2 separate regions of the Homo sapiens genome follow, and region 1 is linked to region 2. A link is an interaction called in ENCODE POLR2A ChIA-PET data of the cell type or tissue named here. Cell type or tissue: Panc1. All regions are shown on one strand. Region 1 overlaps ABCC3 (ATP binding cassette subfamily C member 3). Region 2 overlaps CACNA1G (calcium voltage-gated channel subunit alpha1 G).

Region 1 (2,500 bases), 56 kb before region 2:
GTGCCTGTGGTCCCAGATACTCAGGAGGCTGAGGCGAGAGGATCACTTGAGCCCAGGAGTTCCAAGCTGCAGCGTCCCATGATGTCACCATGGCACTCCATCCTGGGCAACAGAGTGAGGCCTTATCTCAGAAAGAAAGAAAAAAAAAAAGTGATGCTCTTCCTTATGTAGGCTCCCTGCTGTGCCCTCCCTGTACCCTGCACAGGCCTTCAGCCTGGCTCCTAGAATATTCAATAGTTCCTACTTGTTCACTAAACAGATCTGCTAATAGATCTGTTTCCCCAGTGCCTGGCACAGAGTTGGGCATAACGTTACACCAATGTGTGAATGAAGGGATGAATATATGGACCTGGGCTGGGTTGAGGTGGGCAGCTCTATGCCCTAGCCTCTTAGGGATGGAAGAGGACTCTGTACCTTCTCTCCAATCTCTGTCTGATCCCCACCAGGCAGCATCTCCAGGTCAGCTAGCAAGGCACAGGCCTCCAGAGTCTGCTGGTAGCGCTTGGGGTTCAGGGCTTTGCCGAAAAGCACGTTTTCCTGAAGAGTGCAGTTCTGGATCCATGCCTGCTGGGGCACATAGGCCACGGAGCCCTGGCCACAGGAGAAATTTACCTCGGGGCTTGCCCAAGGCCTGGCTGAGCCCCACACCCTGCCCAGGAGCCCCTGCCTCTCTCACCTTCATGTGCACTTTGCCTTCTAGCTTCTCCATCTCTCCCAGCAGGGCAGACACCAGGGAGGACTTCCCACAGCCCACAGGCCCCACCACGGCCACCAGTGCCCCTTTCGGGACCTGGATGTCTAGGCTGGGGGCAAGGACCCCAGGAGTCCAGTTAGAGGCAGGGATCAGGGTTTTGGTCTCCAACCCTCCACCTGCAGAACCAAGCCCTCCGCCCTTCCAGACACCCCCCTGGCAGGCTGAAGCTCTTCCTGCATTCTTGGTCAAAGGCTTTGCAGGGTGCTGCTATTGATCTGAACTTCCAGCCCACCGTGGGCAGCTGGGAAGGGAGTGGGAGAAGCTGGTACCTGTGCAGAGTGGGGGGCAGGTCCTGGGCCCAGGTGAAGGTGCCACTGTGTATGGTGATGGCATAGCCTGAGAGGACCAAGGTGGGCAGGGTCAGGGAGGGAGCTCAAGGGATGGGGTAGCCTGCAGGGAGGCTGGGGGGCAGGGGAAAGGAGGACAGGGGAGGAGCCTGGGCCATGGGGAGGGGATCCTTGGGAAAAGGGAGGAAGAAAGGGATGTGGGGAGCCCTGTGGAGGAGGGCGGAGGAGAGCAGAGAACCCGGAAGAGGGAGGAGGTCAGAGTCGAAGCAGATGTGAACAGAGGAAGAAGAAAAGGGGTCAGGAGAGAACAAAGGAAAAGCTTGAAACAGAGGTTTTTCTGGAGCAAGGACTGGGGCAGGCAGCCCAGGTAGGGGCTCTCTAGACCTGGGGAGATGGTCTTTCTTTCCACACTCTGGGGGTCAAGTTCCTCTTGGCTCAGGAATTGCTGGATCCGTTTCAGAGACACACTGGCCTACGGGAGGATGTGAGTCAGCCCTAGAGACTGTACTTTCCCAACCCCCAACCCCTACCCTCGCCCCATCCCCAGCATCCTGGGCTAGGCAGGACCCCCTGAGGGCCCAGACACTAGCACTGGGGTCCCTCCCACGACTGAGTCTTCCATGGCTCCCACTGCCCAAAGAGAAAGTCCAGGTTGGTAAGAGGAGGCTATCTACAGAACTCAGGTTTCCAGACACCCGACCTGACCACCTGTGACTCCAAATGACCCCTGACCTTAATGACCTCATTCAACCTTGAATAGCTCTTCATAATGCTAGCAACCTTCCCTGAATCCAATAACTCCCCCTGATTATCCCTTGCCCTAAGTGACCCTTCCCTGACCCCAACAACCTGTTCCAACTCCAGTAGAGCCCCCAGCCCTACCCAGGGTTACCTGAGTCAGGTTGCTGATTAACTGGGGCAGCATGTTGAGGGGAAGTCTTAAGATATTAAACAAGGACACAGACACAAAGGCCTTCTCGGCGTCCAGCACATTGTTTGGGTCCACGTACACGTACACCCAGAGGGTGATCAGGGTCACCTGAGCAGCGTGGAGGTGGTGTCAGGGTAGAGTCCAATGAGCCCTGGCCATGCCTGGGCACCCAGAGCCCTGGAGGCAGGGACCCAGCCCTGTGCCAAGCCTCACCAGGAAGGGGCTGCACATCCAGGTGAAGGTGGTTGTGGTGTGGAGGTAGGCCGCCGTGCGCAGCAGCTGGAGCTCACCCTGCCTGATGCCCTCCACCTGCTTCAGGAAGCTGGGCTCCCAGGCGTACAGCTTCAGCACCTTGATGCCGTTCAGGATCTCACTCATCAGCTTGATGCGCGAGTCCTTCAATTTCATTTGCTTTACCTGTGCAGGCAGAAAGAGTGTCAGTGGCACACCTGCTCCCTCCCCTGACCTCCTGCTCACAGGGTCCTACCTTCCATCCATTCTCATCCATTGCAGCCATTCCACGCTGCC
Region 2 (2,500 bases):
TCAGATGTAACTGTCCTTTCCCATGCACAGGACCATTGAACAGAGAGGTAAACTGAGGCAAGGAGCGGCCTGGGGTGGGCCCCCACCCGAGGCTGAAGGAAGAAGAGCACCCAGGTATTGCACATCCAGCCTCGTGGGCTGCCATGCTCCTGGCCCACCTGGCCACTCTCCAGCATCGGCCTTGAGGTGTGGATGACCACGGAGCAGACAGTCCCCGGCACTCTGCTGCGCCTTAGGCATGCATGAGGCCATCTTCCTGTTTTCAGAGATCGGCCAGCCAACTGTGGCTCTGTTTGTTCGAGAACAGAGCCCCAAGAGTGTGGGGCTGGAGAGCCTGGGGCAAGGGAGGACAGGAGGCTACGGGTCATCCACACCGCGATGGTGGAGGGTGGGCCGGGTGGGCCGGGCCTCTTCCTTCCTTCCTTGAGTACCACAAGAACCAGAGGGCGCTAGTCGCCCTGCATTGCCTGAGCAGCCGGAACATTTTCTCTGCATTAATCTCCATAAATGCCGAGAGCACCCGATCCCATTATGCTAAAATATGAATGGAGAATTAACTAAAATGTTTGAATACAATTAGGTTAGAAAAAGCGGCTCCTTATTAGCCCCATTATTAGCTGAGACAATGTAGAGGAGAGGCTGGGAGAGTTGCCCTCCTCTCCCCGTCACCCCAGCCTGACTCTGTAGGCAGTTCCAGGCCAAACGGAGCAGCTGCTCCCACCAACTCTGGCCTTGCACTAGGAGTCTGTGGGGTGGGTGGGCTTCAATTCAGCCGGGACCCTCCTCCAAGAGGCCCAGAAGGAAGGCGGGGCAGGAGGACTGAGGCAGGGCATCTGCTTATAGACAGGTCCCGGCCCCTGAGGTCTGTACAAACACCCCTCCACCCTGGCCCCTACCCCAGACGGCAGGTGCTGAGGCTGCCAGAAATCCCCCATTAGAGCACAGGTCCAAAGAGTACCAGGCCAATCTGATCAGCATCTCCTCGGGCAACCCCTTTGTTTTTCAGAGGGAGAGAATGAAGCCAGGCAAAAAGTGACTCATTCAGCTAGCTACGAGGCATGACCGAGCTGGACCCGAACTTCCAGCCCGAGTCCCTCGCCAGTTGCCAGGTGGGTACAGACACAAGGCTTTGAGGCCTTGGCCCAGAGGACACCCCTGGATGGTCTGCCCAAAGGCCTCCAAAGTTGGGGCCTGGCGATGCCACCCTCCTTTGCTGCTCTCTGGACCTCGGCTCTGCAGGCAAGCACCCAGGTGTGGAGAAGAAATAGAAAGCCCCTGGGAGGAGCCTTGGGCAAGCCTGCTGCTTTGAGAGCTCCAACCATAGTCCAGGAGGAGCCTGGACCTGTGGTCACTGATGCATTGGTAGCTGTGGCACCACCTCCCTGCCTCCCACCAGGATGAGCTGCCTTAGGTGGAGAAAATACCAGAGTCAGACAGTGGGGGGAAGGGCATATCTAGGGCAGCCCAGGTCCCCACTTCGGGGCAGGGAGGGAGGAAGGGTACAGAAGGAGGGCCGCAAGGCAACAGGCAGTGAGTTAGTAGGAGTCACAGGGAGCCCAAGGCATGGCCAGGGCGGAGGGTTTGCAAAGGGGAGTGGCAATGAGTAGGCAGAAGACAGGGGTCACTCCCAAGGACACAGGCCCCCCACGGCAGAGGCCACACCTTCAGCTGCCGTGGCCAGGCCTGATCACTGGGTCCCGGCCTGGTGGAAGGAAAGAGGGTGAGTGAGTGAAGGTCGACGCCACAGGTGGCCAAGGAGAGTGGAGCTGGTGTTGGAGGCTTAGCCGTCCCGTGGGGCAGCCTGATGACCCAGCAGCCCCGGTCCCTCCCTCCATCTGGGAAGCCGGGGTGGACCCAGGCTTCTGGTCAGGCCCATTCCCCAGATAATCACAGGCTCCGCTCTTCTGCCTTTCCCTAGGGTCTGGCTCTCCCGCCCCTGCTGGGAGCAGCACCAGGACAGGAGTGCTAGCAGGGAGGTGCGGTGCACGTGTTTGATTCTCAGCAGCCCTGGACTGCGTTTGACTCTGTCCCCATCACCCTGGTGGGTAGATCAGTGCATCTGCACTGCTGTAGGAGAACCTCTGGGGTAAGCCCCAGGAATCTGTGTTTATGCTTTCCAGGTGATTCTTATGCACATGGAAGTTTGAAAAGCTCTGGCATAGGCCACGCAGAACTCCAGGTCCTAGGAAGTGGGATATGGGATGACCTGAGCCCTTGTTCGGGGTCTCTGAGTCCTCACCAACAGCCAGGGAAGGTAACTGGTGTACATGCCTGCGTGTGCCACCCCAGGATACAGTGGGGTCTATCCACTTCAGGAGCACAGCAGAAGGTACCCGGAATGGGAGTGCAGTGCAAGGGTCACGAGAGTGTTTAGCACTGAGTGGGTGAGTCACGTCTTAGGAGCCATGAGAGTCTGCATGTGTTGATTTCTGGGATAACACCCAAGGTGGAAAAGTCTCTGTGGGCTAGCCCTGTGCTAGGATGTTTTGGGGTGAGTGTG

The links. Peaks named below come from ENCODE experiments on the same cell type or tissue, not always from the same donor. Only the 100,000 strongest peaks of a DNase experiment are listed, where the experiment ranks them.
Region 1: POLR2A ChIA-PET joins it to region 2 with 7 read pairs; 8 of 35 experiments call an interaction of 5 or more read pairs at or near these places.

Annotation. Positions count from the first base shown.
Region 1 is chr17:50,667,443-50,669,942 of GRCh38, reverse strand. It overlaps ABCC3 (ATP binding cassette subfamily C member 3), which reads right to left. Exons shown (of 31, transcript NM_003786.4): 12 at 2,186-2,389; 13 at 1,934-2,080; 14 at 1,426-1,513; 15 at 1,024-1,090; 16 at 677-803; 17 at 415-591. Among named protein-coding and RNA genes, the nearest start is that of ABCC3, 34 kb to the right of the region's middle. In Panc1, no CTCF peak of the experiment used is centred here; no DNase peak of the experiment used is centred here; H3K27ac peaks cover 1,929 bases.
Region 2 is chr17:50,611,725-50,614,224 of GRCh38, reverse strand. All of the region lies in intron 26 of CACNA1G (calcium voltage-gated channel subunit alpha1 G), which reads right to left. Among named protein-coding and RNA genes, the nearest start is that of ABCC3, 22 kb to the left of the region's middle. In Panc1, no CTCF peak of the experiment used is centred here; no DNase peak of the experiment used is centred here.